Linked DNA regions of Homo sapiens: regions 2 and 3 are each linked to region 1. A link is a loop called in an ENCODE intact Hi-C map of the cell type or tissue named here. Cell type or tissue: heart right ventricle. All regions are shown on one strand. Links, peaks and the distances in the headings refer to the core of each region. The heading gives the core; the rest is flanking DNA.

Region 1 (5,313 bases), core at 748-4,747:
CATTTATCAACTGTTCAGTGCAACTAGAATAAGCAAGATGATTTCAGAGAAGATAGTGATGCTCAGATCAACTTGTTTTATAAGGCAACAGAGATGAGTTAATCAGAATTAGACAATGCCTCTTCTGTGTTTGACTGGCTATTATTGCCTGCAAATTGCATCAAATATTTTAAAGATTTGAGATGAAAGATTTGGATCAATATGTCTGATTTAATAAAGCCACTTATAACCCGAGACAGATTGACCATACTTAAAAGAAGTAGGTCTAGATCTGTGAGATAAAGAAATGACTAGCGAATGTCATCTGCCAGAACTGAACTCATATGTGCTTGTCTGTGGCTTTATAAGGAAAGTTGTGTACTTTTTATCTCATTTTCCCATTCTCATTGGTATTTCTTAATTGCCAAACACATCTTTGGCTACTTGTTTTGTGTATTTAATACCATATTCTCTTTGTTGACATTGAGTTAGTCTACGACATATAGTTTAAAATAGCTAAGAGAGTGTATGTGTGTGTGTGTGTGTGTGTGTGTGTGTGTGTGTGTTTTAAGCAGCCATTGAGATGACTCAGAAATCTAACTTCTGTTCAGGTGTGTAAGTTGGATTCGTGTCATATCTTTTAATTCTTAGCTTTATTACTTTTTTTTGCTGGTGATTAAAGGAGAACATATCATCTCGTTGATATTTTGCCTCTCTTACTCTTTTTAATAGTTTGATCACAACTTATTTTCTCTTAATTGTTTCTAACTTTCTCATAACATTTCTCTTAACTTTTAGTTTCCAAGAGTGAAGGTATGGTTGAACATACTCTTTTTCTAAATTATTTTTCCACTCTTCTGTAAGAGGATTATGCTTCCTGGCTCTGTTGATATCAGATTTGGTCAAATGACTTGCTAGGCCAATGAAATGTGAGTGGAGGTAACATGGACTACTTTCTGATAGAAGCTTTAAGAACCATCATGTAGTTCTCTCATTATTCTCCTTCCTCTGCCATGTGATAAAAATAAGGGCTGCTGCTTCAGTTTGGGTACCAGGATGAAGAAGACTTTCAGTGTGAATTAATGTGAATTGAGGCTGACAGGCATTAATGAGAAATAATAAATAAAAATAGACAGCTCAGATTTGGGGGTCATTTGTTATAGCAATGTATTAGTTGACTAATACAAAGGAACATGCTAGTTTCATAAGCAGTGGGGCTGTGTATGATGGCTCACACCTGTAATCCCAGCACTTTGGCAGGCCAAAGCAGGAGGATTGCTTGAGGCCAGTTCAAGATCAGCCTGGGCAATATAGTGAGATCCCATCACTAAAAAATTTTTAAACAATTAGCCAGGCAACATGTCTGTAGTCCCAGCTACTTGAGGGGCTGAGGTGGCAAGATTGCTAGAAAAAAGAGGCAACAGGATGGACTGTTGGCATAAGAAAGAGAAAAGAGCATGTATTTTGGAGTAAGGTAGATCTGGGTTTGATCAAGCTTTGAATTCCACTAGTTGTGAATACTTGGGCTAGTTATTAAACTATTTATACCTCACTTTTTTAATCTGTGAAATGAGGGATAAGCCTACAATAAACTTATTAAGTTTGCTGTGAAGATTAAATGAGATCATCGCATTAATGTAATTCTTATTGTTGTAACCAATAGTCAAATGCAAAACTATATAATAACTCAAAATTTATGGAAGTTTACTTCTTACCTAAACTACAAAACAGATGCTCTTAATTGTCAGGTACATTTATTCCAAACAGTGACTCAGAGACGAAGCTGCCTCTTTCCATCTTGTGGCTCTGCTGTCTGCAGTATGTGGCTTCCAAGGTTGCCTGTGGGATATATCCATTCCAGTCATCCAGAAGGGCAAAAGAACATGAAAGATCCTGAAAGGGAGGTTTGTCATGGGCGATGCATGGAAGTGGTACACATTGCTTTTGCTCACAGTACTGGATTCTGATTAGAATCCCGTTACATGGTCATACTTGAGTCAATGTTGGCTGTAAATGTAGTCTGGCTATGTGCTTAATAAGAAGAGGAAATGGTTGGTGAACAGTTAGCAGTCTCTGCCATAGTGATATATGTAAAGGGCATAGACTACTAACTAGCACCTGGCAGATACTTAATAAATATTCTTTTCTGTTTGTGTCTCTAAGTTCCTTCAAACCTTATGTAAATATCAAAAGTGTTTATTTGCTGGGATCAGACAAATGACATTTAAAATGGAATATATACATTTTGAAGCCATAAAAAATATATACTTTTTAGCTCAGGGGTCTTCCTTGGTATTCACACAGCACTTGCTTTGTGCAAAGGTCTTGGATCACTGGCAATCAAAACTAGAGTTCCTAGAGGCATTCAATGAATGTCTGTTGAATGCCTACCTGAACAAATATACCTCTCTCGATTTTAATAAAATACCATGACTGAGCCAGGGGGAACTAAACTGGCTTCCTAGAGACTATTGCCTTGCTGTCTAAGAATCGGTATTTAACTTTTACTTACTATGGGAAATGGTTGTATTTATAACCCAAACTTAAATTAAAATTTTAACTAAGTGTTAGCTAAAATTTTCCAGTTAATTTCATTGTTATTGAATTATTTCTTTGGATTTATACTTTGAGGCTGGATACATGTAAAAACTATTGATAATTTCTGCTTGTTGAAATCAGGCTTGTGAGAGTTCTTGCAAATTTATAAAGATATGTTTGAATCTTAGTTTTTCTTATTCTCTTAGGCAACTCATACTACACATATGGGCCTCGACTATTTAATCAATAAAACCAGATGAGGATAAAGACTAGGTTATATACTCATAGTGAATTTTAAATGGGGTAAAGAATGTAAAACAATGAATACATTTTCTGGCATGTAGTAAATACTCAGTAAATGGTAATTTTCTATTAATATTAATAGCAATAATGATAGTAATAGCACCATAATACTAATAATGGAAAAATAATAAACTATTATCAGGGAAGGGCATATTTTTCTCAGAGGCACACTGTAGATGTGCAATAGGATGATTAACCATCTTTGCCTCCCTAGAACAACACAGAACAAGGTTGGAATATGCTTCCCGTTATGCCAAGGGCAAGGTTTTGTTCTCACCTGAGTGTTTTGACACTGCATAATTTGATAGTAAACAAATTATGTCACGTTTGGCGTGTACTCCTTCATATTTTTGAAAAGCCACTAGAGGGTGCTACTTTGCTAGAAAAATACAAGTACTTCCTTACAGTAACATTTTCAGTCTGCAGCCGCGACGTCTGATGTTAGGGACTAGAACTGAGATCTCTGCTGTGAGTATCCGGATACAATTTATTCATTTTCTTTCGCTTATGTAGGAAGTAAATAGGAATAGCTTAGGTAAGCTACAAAAGTTGATTCAAATAAAATCCTAGTCTTTTATTTCAGTAAAGGTTCATACCCATTCTATTAGGAAAAAATTGTCAATATTTCTTACTAAACAAAATTGTGAGGGTAAATGACTTTCTTATGAGATATAAGCTGGCTTTAATACGTGTGCTGTGTTTTTGCTAGACTTCTGTTGTTTTAAGTTTGGTATAAGGATATTATTCTGTCTTTGGTAGTTTTTAATTATAAGGGTTAGTGAAAATGAAGATCATTTTGTATGATTTTGCTCTCTGAAAAATAATGTTTCAGTGAATCAAAGGTCACAAATATATTCAGGTGGCTGAGGTGCAGGTAAACTAAGCCTGTGACCTTCCTTTTTGTTACTCTGAGTGTAAAGTAAATGTTATGTTGGTGAGAGGTTGTGTTAAGCGTCAACCTCAATTATGAATAACGGCCTTTAGTCTATAGCTCATACTCAATGGCAAGTGCATCTTTGTGGAGGCAATTATCTAAGGATGAAACATAGTCAGCATGGGTCGAGTCAAAATATTTCTGCAAATTAACCATTGTCTTTTCAGCTGACCATGAGGTAATGAGATGAAAGAAGATTGTCAGTAGTTGAGTGAGAGGAATAAATATATGGGAGACATAAAGAATCCTAGTTGTGTAATAGATGTGAATTATACAAAACCTGGATGTTCTCATTTTTGATCCCTGATAGAAGAGTTAGCTTCCTGAGAGATTTTTGTCCTACTACGTATTACTTCAAAAATATAAGAGTTGGGGAAAAGGGTTTCTGATTTGTCTTCCCTTAGTGAAAGGAACACTAAAAAGTTTCAGACAAAATTATCTGAAAGAGTCTAGCTCCTCAAGTCTTTTGAGTTTCCTCTACCCTAGGTAACTAATCAAGTCTGGGTTGTACTTGATGATTAAACAAGAATTTGGTCACTGGGGTGGTGCATGGGGTGTGTGTGTGTGGTGTGTGTATTTCACACACTCACATATGTCTAATTACAACTTTAAGAAGTCATGTCAGAGAGTATCTTTTTATTCTCTGTCTTACCCTACTTTAATTTTCGGTGTTAATTCAGCGTTTATAGCTTGTTTGTATGATTATCTTTAGGAGCAGTTTTGTAAGTTAGGTAGTTATTGGTGGTGGGAGAAGGGGAGGAGTCAGTATATTCCGATTTTTTTCACTGTTGTTATGTTTTTCAACTCCATACTTTAAATCTTGTACAGATAATTTGAGACTGGCAACATTTAAGTGGCTCTAAAACACACAAAAAATTTCCATCTATCTTTTTTCATTAATGTAGATCATGTCTTTCTGTTTATTTAACTCCACTTTGGGATATAAATGAAATCAAACGGGGTTATATCCTTGTCCATGCTGGGGAGTACTTTCCTAGCACAGGACAGTTGGCTAAATAGTCCATACAGTAGATTAGAAGGGGAACTGTCAAACCTGGACTGAATTTTTACTGAGAAAATACCTCTATTTTAATTTGCCAGCTGTATAAAACATAGATTACAGAAAATAATATTGAATTGGAAGGTGGGGGGCAGTTAGCATTCTGGTTCTGATCTGTTCCTAAGTTGTTGGCTAATGACTTTATCTTGGGTAAACCATAGATATGGTTTATCCAAGCTTCAGTTTTTTATTTGTTTTTATCTTATAGGAAAGAATAGTGTCTCTTTTGTTCATATCAGAGGATTGTTGAGTGACATACAAAAAAAATGCCCTAAATTATAAAGACCAACAAAACTGTTGCCATGGTCTGTCAATGTGGTCATGAAAATGGACTTTATAAGATTCATTAAATACTATTGGGGAAATACCCTGCACCAGCGCTCTGACTTCTAATTCTACACATTGCTCCCTTCAAATGACCATACTGCATGTTTCAGCCTGACAAGAGATGCTGAATGTGTGATGATGGGGGAGAAAGGAAGAGGTAGCTCATCTTCCA
Region 2 (5,313 bases), core at 925-4,924, 220 kb after region 1:
AGAGGGGTAATAAGTGGTTATTAAGGAGAATAAAGGGACCTGGAAGACAGAATTTAACTTGTAAATGATTCTCTTTGGAATCTGAATGATCCTGAGAGTCAGGAATTATCTTGTAAGAAAGTCCATCGAGGTGTGGTTGCATTCTTCAGTGTTCTTTTCTGTGATAAACAATGAGATTTCAGGGAGGGAACAGAATGCTATTGTGTTCTCTTTGGCTGGTCCACTCTTAAGGTAAATAAGGGGACTATCAGAGATAAGCCTCTTCCAGCATCTGCTGACCTTCACAGGCCATTAATTTTAAATTATCAGCATACCATGGTATCTTGGGGTGAAATTCCCTGGGCTCCTTCAGTGTAAGTTATAAGTAGGTTCAGTTGTATATAACAGAAACTCCCTAATAACAGTTAACGGATACATGCATAAAGGGTCAGCAGTTGTGAACTGATATGATTCTGTTTTCAGAAACCCAGGCTTTTACTCTGGGTCTGCCTTTTCACCTTTAACACTGGCTTCTAACCCTCAAGGTCGCTGATTGTCTAAATTGCTTTTGGAGCTGTAAGAAACGGGAAGGAGAAAGTAGCTATTTGTCCTGTCTTAAAAGGGCTTTCCTGGAACTCCCACCTAACATGATTATAGCTCATTGGCCAGGACCAGGTCACATGGTCACTTTGACTACAAGGGATACTGGGAAATACTATCTTTCAGCTGAGTTTCTAGCCACCCCAAACAAAATTGGGATTGTCTTTCTAAGGCAGTAGGGAAGGAACATTGCATGGGCAATGAACAGAATATGTGTCATGCAGATAAGAATAAGTAAGGAGATAACTAAATGATTTGGTCAATGTCTGCGTGAAGAAACAAACAAACAAAAAAGAACTATTTGGGAGCCCTGTTTAAGAAGGGGGATATTTACAGACTATTGTGATTCTGGGGCTGAGAAAGACACTATTCTTGTGTTTATACCCCTAGAGCCTTTGATTGAACTCGAAAGCTCCTGTCTGCTTTTTGTTTTCATTCAGAGTAGTAAATACCTTTGTTTCCCTTTACAAATAAGAAAATAGGGAGAGGGGCAAAAGAAATAGAAATGTTCTATCTATCTAAGTTTTTAGGATGTCAAGAATTTTCCTGACATTAGGAGAAACTTCCACCCTGTATGGCAAACACCTGTCAATGATGGCACTAGCAAGGAGGATCAGAGTGAATAAAATTCTAAGATTTGCAATGCTGGTTGTTAGAGTTACTTTCTGCAGCAGAACTACAGGGAATTAGAGAGAAGCTGAAGTTGCTTAAAAAAATGAGCTTCTTTGTCAGGTGGTTGCTAAGGCCTTGTCTCATTAAAGAAGAGGAAATAAGTGCCTTATGGGAGTTCCTATTTTCTTGTTGTTGACAAGAAAGAAACATACAGCGTTTCAATGACAGATAAAAAGCTTTGCCTATTTAGGTGATTTTGACTAATTGTCCTTGAGAATAAAAGTGAGAACAGAAAGACCAATTTCTTAGGAAGAAATAAATGCATCTGTGTTTAAGAATTAGTTTTTCAGTGTAACTGGTTGGTTTTGGCCACTGAGCTCACGAGATATAAACATGAGATGGTTTATTTTCTCCAAAATGGTTAAGAACAGTGTTCTACCAAAACCTTTTCCTCTGGGTGGCAGGCTCCCCAATGGCATCTTAGTCTAACTACCATTTTCAGTTACATTTAACTATTAAAACAGTCTTATCCTAGCTTTGAAATATAATCCTGTTTATTTAAAATTGTTATTTTATATTTAATTTAAAATGCTTTCTGGCTTGACCACAGGTGGACTTATGGTTCTAGTATCTTGGAGTGGAGGGGCCCTCTTATCCCTTGTATATGCAATCTTTAGTTCGGGGGCAGGGAAGAGACAGAAGAAGATAATTTCTTATAAGACTGTGTATGTTGAGTTGACTGTCGGTGATGATAAGGTTTCTATCCCATTTTTCTCTGCTAACGATTTGTTAGTTCTTCCATTAGTTCTGGTTCGGGGGTTTCACCCCTAATAATTCTCTCTATGCTAAATCCTTTCATTCGGCTCCACTTTATTCCAGTCAGTTCATCACACAGCCTCTTGCTGCAGGACTCCCAGTGCCCAGCAGGTGACCCATATGTAGGGTGACTGTACCTGAAGTTGACTTTCCCAAGGAGACTACTGGGTCCATGGTGTCATCCATGCCAAATGGTGGTAGTGTTGACATTCCCCTGGAATCCTCATTTCTCACTTCCTCTCTTTCCTCGTCCTTTGACCATGTCCCAGTAGCACTGCTGGCCTAAATTATACCTTTAGGTATCGGGAAAGTCCTTGAGGGACATACCACTGTGCTAGGTCTCACACCTTGACTTTGGAGTGAGGGTTTTATTTCAGTCCTTTTTTGCAACCTCAGCTAGATGCTCCTGTTCATGACAGTCAGTCCTGAGTTTTGGTGCTCAGCCTGCTAGCCCAGTGGCTCAGCACTCTCAGATTCAAGATGATTTCTCTCACAGACAAGGTACATTGGATGATGACCGGGTGTCAACAATCTTACAGTAAGTGATGTTGAATTTCTTGTGCCTGATGAGAGGAAAAGGCTGAAAGGAAGAATGGTGCTTCAAAAACTCTGTGTTATGCCTAAAGGCAATCTCCTCAGATCCTCATATACTGTAGGTGGTAAATGTCTCCAAGCCAGTCGGCTTCCTTGGCTACCGAGAGCAGGGGAGTCATGTAAATTCTTTGAAGTTGTTTCCAGTTCAGTGGTTCTGAACTGGGGGCAGTTTTGTCCCCCAGGGGACATTTGGCAATGTGTGGAGACATTTATGGTTGTCACAGCTGAGGGAGGTGCTACTGCCATCTAGTGGGTACAGGACAGAGATGCTGCTAAACATCCTACAGTACATAGGACAGCCCCCACAAAGCAAAGAATTATGCAGCCCAAAATGTCAACAGTGCTGAGTTGAGAAATTCTGCCCCAGGGTACTAACCACATTGGTCCTCACATTGCTAGGAGTCACAAAATGACCTTATCCCAATCTCTCACATCAAGGGACCAAGAGAGTTAATATGGTTCTAGACGAATCTTTGCCTCAATTTCTCCTACCACATGTAGTGAAAGTAACTGTTGTGCTGACTTCATAGTATGGTGGTGAGAATAAAATATGATAATATATATGAATATGCTTTGAAAAAATTTCAAAAAGCCACGAAACTCATCATTTCTGCCATGTCGAGAGCTTTCTAGTAGACTAGAAAAGCATTCTGCCTGACTATGGCTGAATTACTTTCTGCTTTATCCCCTTGCTAAACTGTAACATCAAACAATCCATCAAACAATCCAAATATGTCACTTGTCTAAACACACCATAAGTTACCTAAATGCAAGGATTTCCTTGAAGTGATTGTCTTTGGTATTTATTTTTTCAAACACTCTATTACTTCCCTTGTCATCACTTTTTTGGTCTCTGTTAACATATTGTATACAACCCTGAAAAAAAGTTAATCTAAACTCGAGCTAGTTTATGAACTAGTAGCACCATTCAAAATGCCATCATTTAAGTATGATCCAGAGTCTGAATGGGATCTACATAATTTTGAACTTGATATAAATAAAATATACAAATTGACCTTGAGCATGCACAATAGTCATTGAATCCAAACACATGTTAAAGAGAATTAAACATTATAGAAAAATCTATGTGTATATATAAATGTTTTCATAGTTTTCTCCACCAAAGCAGTGCAGAATGTAATGTGAATGGGGCTCAGTGTAAACTTATTGTCACTAGTGGGCCACTTACCAAAACTTTGTGTTACCTTTCTGTAGTGATTTTTTAGAAATCCAATTGCAAAATTTTATCTTAAGAATTAAAAAGGATCAACTAGAAAATACTAGTAGAACTATGCATCAAAAATAATGTATTTCAGATAGAGAAAAGTATAATGGATGAAAGGCTTTTATTTTGCTTCTTTTGAAGCACTGTTTAAAAGGGGCATACCAGAACTCTTCACAATAACAAAGACATGGAATCAACCTAGGTGCCCAACAACAGTGGATTGGAAAAAGAAAATGTGGTACATATACACCATGGAATACTACACAGCCATAAAAAGAATAAAATCATGTCCCTTGCAGCAACATGGCTGTAGCTGGAAGCCATTATTCTAAATGAACTAATGCAGAAGCAGAAAACTAAATGAGGAGCTAAACATTGCGTACTTATGGACATAAAGATGGCAACAATAGACACTGGGGACTAATAGAGTGGGGAGGGAGGGTTGAAGGAGTAACTACTGAGTACTATGCTTGGTACCTGGGTGATGGGATCAATTGTACTCTCAACCTCAGTATCACACAATATACCATATTAACAAGCCTGTACATGTGCCCCCTGAACCTAAAATGAAAGTTGAAATTCAAAAAATAAAATAAAAAAGGAAAAGTGATATACCTGTCTGGATTGTGTTAGGGTATCATATACAGCTATATTTTGGCTGAGACATGCTAGTTCTGGAGAAAGATGTAACATGAATGAAGGAAGATTCCCCACCTCCCACTTGAGGACTTCATTATCACACAGAACATGATCACACAGAAATTACACATCTGGAATTCTCTGTGTTTCTCTGGAATTCTAGAAGGGATTCTTAAGCATACACCTTTTCTCTCTTTCTCTCTCTCTCTCTCTCTCTCTCTCTCTCTCTCTCATTAAAGGGTGCATATTAGCATCATTATGCTTAAATACATCATTTCCTTTATTCTTAGTGCTCTGTTATTTCATCTTTCTTGTGCTAAGCTCTCTACATTGTGCTTTATCATTCACACACATTTGCTGAGTCTTCTTGTTGCATAGAAACAAGGAGTACAAATGCCTGATACCACTATTCTTGACTTTTCTAGGGAAAGAAGAGCCAGCATTGCATGGCATACCTGGGGTACAGATGAGTGTAAGGAATGAAAATTTAATAAGGGTAAATATCCTGTGACTTATTCACCCACATTTATGTATCTGCTCTTCCGACAGCTCTTTTAATAAAAGAAATAACTTTTTTACACTCCTTCAAAATACTGCAGTTTGAATGGAGTGGGGTGCGATGGGGAAAAGGAGGCAATACACTGACTTGTAAATTTGCAAATTGTGACTTGAGCTTTTCTTCCTCCAGTGCACAGAATGCATGTTTCATGAATCAAAGTGAAGATATCCTTAATGGGCCCATAATCAATCAAGCATTTTTGATCGCTAGGTTTGCTTTATGGCAGTAGTGTAGTGGTGAAATAGTGTAGCAGAGCGTTCCTAAACAGTCACCAGAATTTAAACTGCTA
Region 3 (5,313 bases), core at 925-4,924, 900 kb after region 1:
CAGACTGAACAGGCAACCTACAGAAAGGGAGAAAATTTTTGCAATCTACTCATTTGACAAAGGTCTAATATCCAGAATCTACCAAATTTACAAGAAAAAAACAAACAACCCCATCAAAAAGTGGGCGAAGGACATGAACAGACACTTCTCAAAAGAAGACATTTATGTGGCCAACAAACATGTGAAAAAAAGCTCATCATCACTGGTCATTGGAGAAGTGCAAATCAAAACCACAGTGAGATACCATCTCATGCCAGTTACAATGGTGATTATTAAAAAGGAAACAACAGATGCTGGCGAGGCTGTGGAGAAACAGGAACGCTTTTACACTGTTGCTGGGAGTGTAAATTAGTTCAGCAATTGTGGAAGACAATGTAGTGATTCCTCAAAGATCTAGAACCAGAAATACCATTTGACCCGGCAATCCCATTACTGGGTATATATCCGAAGGATTCTAAATTATTCTGTTCTAAAGACACATGCACACATATGTTTATTGCAGCACTATATACAATAGCAAATACTTGGAACCAACCCAAATGCCCATCAATGATAGACTGGATAAAGAAAATGTGGCACATATACACCTTGGAATACTATGCAGCAATAAAAAAGAATGAGTTCATGTCCTTTGCAGGGATATGGATGAAGCTAGAAGCCATCATCCTCAGCAAACTAACAACTAGCACAGGAACAAAAAACCAAACACTGCGTGTTCTCACTCATAAGTGAGAGTTGAACAATGAGAACACATGGACACAGGGAGGAGAACATCACACACCAGGACCTGTCAGAGGGTTGGGGGCAAGGGAAGGGAGAGCATTAGGACCATACCTAATGCATGCTGGGCTTAAAACCTAGAAGCTGGGTTGATAGGTGCAGCAAACCACCATGGCACATATTTACCTATGTAACAAACCTGCACGTTCTGCACATGTATCCCAGAACTTAAAGTAAAATTTTAAAAAAAAGTGTTAAGGGATACACAATATAAAAATATGTTAATTGTGACATCAAAAATTTTAAATGTGGGAGGAATGGTGGAGTAAAAGTATAGTTTTTTAAAAATGCAAGCAAAAAGTTGTTATCAGCTTAAAGTAGCTTGTTATAACTATAAGATGTTTTTGTAATTCTCATGGTAACCACAAAGTAAAAATTTATGGTAGAGACAAAAAAGATACAAAGTAGGGAATCAAAGCATACCACCAGAGAAAATTATTTTATCAGAAAAAAAAGACAAAAAAAGAGGGGAAGAAATGAACAAAGAACCTACAAAACAACCAGAAAACAATGAGCTAAATGGCAGTATTAAGTCCTTACCTATTAATAATTACCTTGAATGCAAATTGATTAAATTTTCCAGTCACCTTGGATGTGAAGGGGGCTGAGGGAATAGAAAGAAAAGACTCCAAGGTATCTCATTATCCAGATGAAAACCTGGATAGAAAGTAGTGCCATGAATTGGAAGGAGGAAGCATAGATTTGGTGTAGAGAGGAGATATGGCCAGTTTAATATTTAATATGTTGATTTTGCAATGCCAATTTCAATTCCAGTGACTGTTAGATTTATACATCTGGAACTCAGGCCAGCTCTATGGGACGATGTGTAGAATTGAGCCATTTATGATAATTAAAATTAAGGCTGTGGTGGAAGATAAGACTCCCAGAGAGAAAAGAAATAAGGGCTATAAAGAAAAAATTTCTGAGATGCACAATTCTAAGGGAAGAGAGAACAACCCACATTGAGCAATGGAGGCTGCAGGAGAACAGGTGTGCTGCCACCACAGAAATTAACATGCAGGGGTGCAGAAAGGAAGGTGTTGTCAGCTTATTCAAATGGGCAAATACATGAGATACCCATTTTTTTGGACTTGGCACCTAAGAGGCCACTGGTGAATTTAGAGAAAGCAGTGTCAATGTTTAAAAAGTGAACTGGAGTAATTGTGAGTAAACAAGGACTAATGTTTTATAGAGACTTGGCTATAAAGCTATAAGTCATACTTCCATTGCTAAAGGTAGAAGTGTAGTTAAAAATAAAGGTTTGCTTTGATTCTTTGTTCTTTGAAATGAAAGAGACTAGAACATGTTTATTTGTAAGAAGTAATTGCCACTGGAAACTGAAACATAGGACACACACAGAGAAGGAAGAGACCCACATGCAGAAAACAAAGGCTATAAATAAAAGAGTACAGTGTCCTGGGTTTTCCTGGATCTTGTGTAAATGACTCCATCACAGCATTATCATGTTTTCTTCTCAACATCTTCATCATTCTACTACCATTCGTAGAAAGTGGATTTTCATATATTATCTCATTTAGTCTTTGTGACAAACCTCCTATTCCAAGTATGCAACTGAGGCACACAAAGATTTAAAAATCTATGAGTTAGTAGCAGAGGCCATATTTAAACCCAAATCTAACTGAATACAATGTCTGTGTTCTTTGCATTTTTCCACCCCAGGCTTATAGTTCCTACTAATTCAACCTATTGAAATATATTTTAACGTTTTATTAGGCAAACAAAGCAACAGAGAACAGCAGGGAAAAAGGCGACTTTATCTCTAGCTGACGGGGCTCTTGAAATGCTGTTAATCAGGATTCTAGATACAAATTTCCACGTCCACTCAGAGGGGCGAGAATGTGCAATATATTGTGATGCTGCCACCTTGTGGCAAGAAAAAATGAAAACATTAAGAGGTGCTTTGTGTGCATATTTATCATTTTCAATTAAATTGCTCTAGTTTATGGTTCAGCTACGGCTGCACATTGAAATCATCTGGGAGTTTTAAAAATACTGCTGCCTAGATCCCACCTCAGAGATTCTGATTTAATTGTTCTGGGGTGAGGCCTTGGTGTCAGGATATTTTTAAACTTCCCAAATGATTCTAACATGCAGCAAAGATTAAGACCTCTGCTCTAACCACTTATACAGTAGAGAAGCAAGTCTTGTCATTTGCCTAGTTATGTTTCATTTGTATAGACGCAAAAGAAAACATTCTAGAGAAAGTAGGTGATTTTCTCTCAATCTTTAATGGCATCTAGTTCTTGGTAGAATACAATGATTTCTGGACAGATATATCATATACTATGATTTTAAAGAACAGGACAAAGAAATTTGTGAATTGTAATCAAAGTGGACACAAGATTTGTGTCTCATAATCAAATGCAGTCCGTAGACTAAAGTGAGCAGGGAGAATCTCTGAGCCTCATAATGCGTCACAGGTTTTCTGAAAGGAACAATGGAAAGAGCACTGAAGCACCATTGACTCTGGCACTAGTAAGATGAGTGACCTTGAGCAAGTCACTCAGTTTGCAATGAAAGATTTTCATCTACTGCTTTATTCAAGAGAAACTAGTTCCAAATGTTCAACAAATATCATACCAGGTAATTCAACAAAACTTTCTTAAGTACTTGCAATGCGAAAAGCATGGAATTATAATGTGTTATAAATGGAAAGCACTAATGTTGCTTAGAGACATCATAGCATTAGGTGACCAGAGGAACCTTTGAAAGCTAGTAATGCAAATTTTAATTATGATCTGAACTGAGTGTAATTAGAAAGCTTAATTACATAATGCTCCAGTGGTTTGGCAAAGAAGTTGAATTCAGTTTTCTCTATTTTTCATTCTGTTCTGTAGTTTTCTCAGATTTATTTATTAGCTCTACACCATCAAAAAGTGTAATCATGTCTTGAAAATGAAATTTCTCTTTCCTGCTCCTTGGAAATTAAAATTTTCTATGGTTCTTTAACTGAAAAGTTTCAGTAATTGCACCACCAATCACCCAGTGCCTTGGTCAGGAATCTTTCTTTCTTCATTCGTTCATTTAACACATATTTATTAACCCTCTACCATATGATATTACTCATCTTTGAATTCCACCTCCCTTAAATTCCAAATTTAATTATTTACAATTCATGTCAATTATTAGCTTCTAAACATCTCTTGAATATTCTGCCCATGTCTACAGTGATTTAGATTACTACAGATCTATCCTCCTGCCTTCTAGCTCCCTTTTCTCAACTCCAGTCCCACACTGCAGACAGTGGCCCTTTGAAACTTCAAATCTGCTAATGCTATTGCCCCACTTCCTAGTGAATGGCTTCCCTTCACCCTAGGATAGCATGCATGGTACATGACAATGCTTGGGAACTCCTTCCTTATCTGGTCCCTGCTTACCAGCCCAAAATAATTTCTCACCCTTCTCCATTAAGTCACTCAGAAAGCTTAAAGCTTTGCAATTCTCTCCACCCTCTCTTGACCCTGGGATTTTTGCATATACCCTTTCTTCTGCTTGCCTTTCTTCACTTGGATAATTTCTTTTTTAGCCCTTCATGTTCCTGTTTGAAAATTAATCACTCCAAGCAGCCTTCTGTAACCCACATTACTGGGTTATTTTTATGTGTTTCCAATGTACAATAAGCTTAAAATTTGGAATACGTATCATCAACATTTACTTATTTATCTTCTCACTAGACCATGGGACAAAGAATTGAGAATAAAAGACCTAGGAATCCAACTTACAAGGGATGTGAAGGACCTCTTCAAGGAGAACTACAAACCACTGCTCTCTATTTGTCTGTTATTCGTGTATAAGAATGCTTGTGATTTTTGTACATTGATTTTGTATCCTGAGACTTTGCTGAAGTTGCTTATCAGCTTAAGGAGATTTTGGACTGAGATGATGGGGTTTTCTAAATATGCAATCATGTCATCTGCAAACAGGGACAATTTGACTTCCTGTCTTCCTATTTGAATACGCTTTATTTCTTTCTCTTGCCTGACTGCCCTGGCCAGAACTTCCAATACTATGTTGAATAGGAGTGGTGAGAGAGGGCATCCTTGTCTTGTGCTGGTTTTCAAAGGGAATGTTTCCAGCTTCTGCCCATTCAGTATGATATTTGCTATGGGTTTGTCATAAATAGCTGTTATTATTTTGAGATTTTGGGCTGAGACAATGGGGTTTTCTAGATATACAATTGAAAATCTAGAAGAAATGGAAGCACAGTATATAGTACATAGTAGATATCCAACAAGTATGAACCATTGATGAAGAACAATTATTTGCATTCAAAAATCTACGATATATTAACTCGGAAAAATTGGTCAGGTAAAGAGATGAAATAAATTATGACATGTCTGACATTACTCAAATAATTTTTAAAAAGTAGATTCCAGCTTTTGATATACACATATTAGCCACACAATCATGGGCAATGTGCTTAACATCCATTAACATCCTGAGCTTTAGTGTCTTCAATTCTAAACACAGATACATTCATTCAGCAAATATTGATTATATGACTACTAAGGG

What was found. Peaks named below come from ENCODE experiments on the same cell type or tissue, not always from the same donor. Only the 100,000 strongest peaks of a DNase experiment are listed, where the experiment ranks them.
Region 2: it touches region 1 in a loop (10-fold over the local background); 55 of 110 quality-filtered maps call a loop at or near these places.
Region 3: a loop joins it to region 1, with 6 times the contacts of the local background. A loop is called at or near these places in 41 of 110 quality-filtered maps.

The regions. Positions count from the first base shown.
Region 1 is chr4:85,144,484-85,149,796 of GRCh38, forward strand. No RefSeq gene overlaps it. Among named protein-coding and RNA genes, the nearest start is that of WDFY3, 180 kb to the left of the region's middle. In heart right ventricle, for the core only: a CTCF peak has its summit at 3,170 (motif pointing right); a DNase peak (open chromatin) is centred at 3,248; H3K4me3 peaks cover 1,005 bases; H3K27ac peaks cover 1,125 bases.
Region 2 is chr4:85,367,787-85,373,099 of GRCh38, forward strand. No RefSeq gene overlaps it. Among named protein-coding and RNA genes, the nearest start is that of ARHGAP24, 100 kb to the right of the region's middle. In heart right ventricle, for the core only: a CTCF peak has its summit at 2,854 (motif pointing left); DNase peaks (open chromatin) are centred at 2,169 and 2,805.
Region 3 is chr4:86,041,530-86,046,842 of GRCh38, forward strand. All of the region lies in intron 11 of MAPK10 (mitogen-activated protein kinase 10), which reads right to left. Among named protein-coding and RNA genes, the nearest start is that of MAPK10-AS1, 76 kb to the right of the region's middle. In heart right ventricle, for the core only: a CTCF peak has its summit at 2,670 (motif pointing left); no DNase peak of the experiment used is centred there.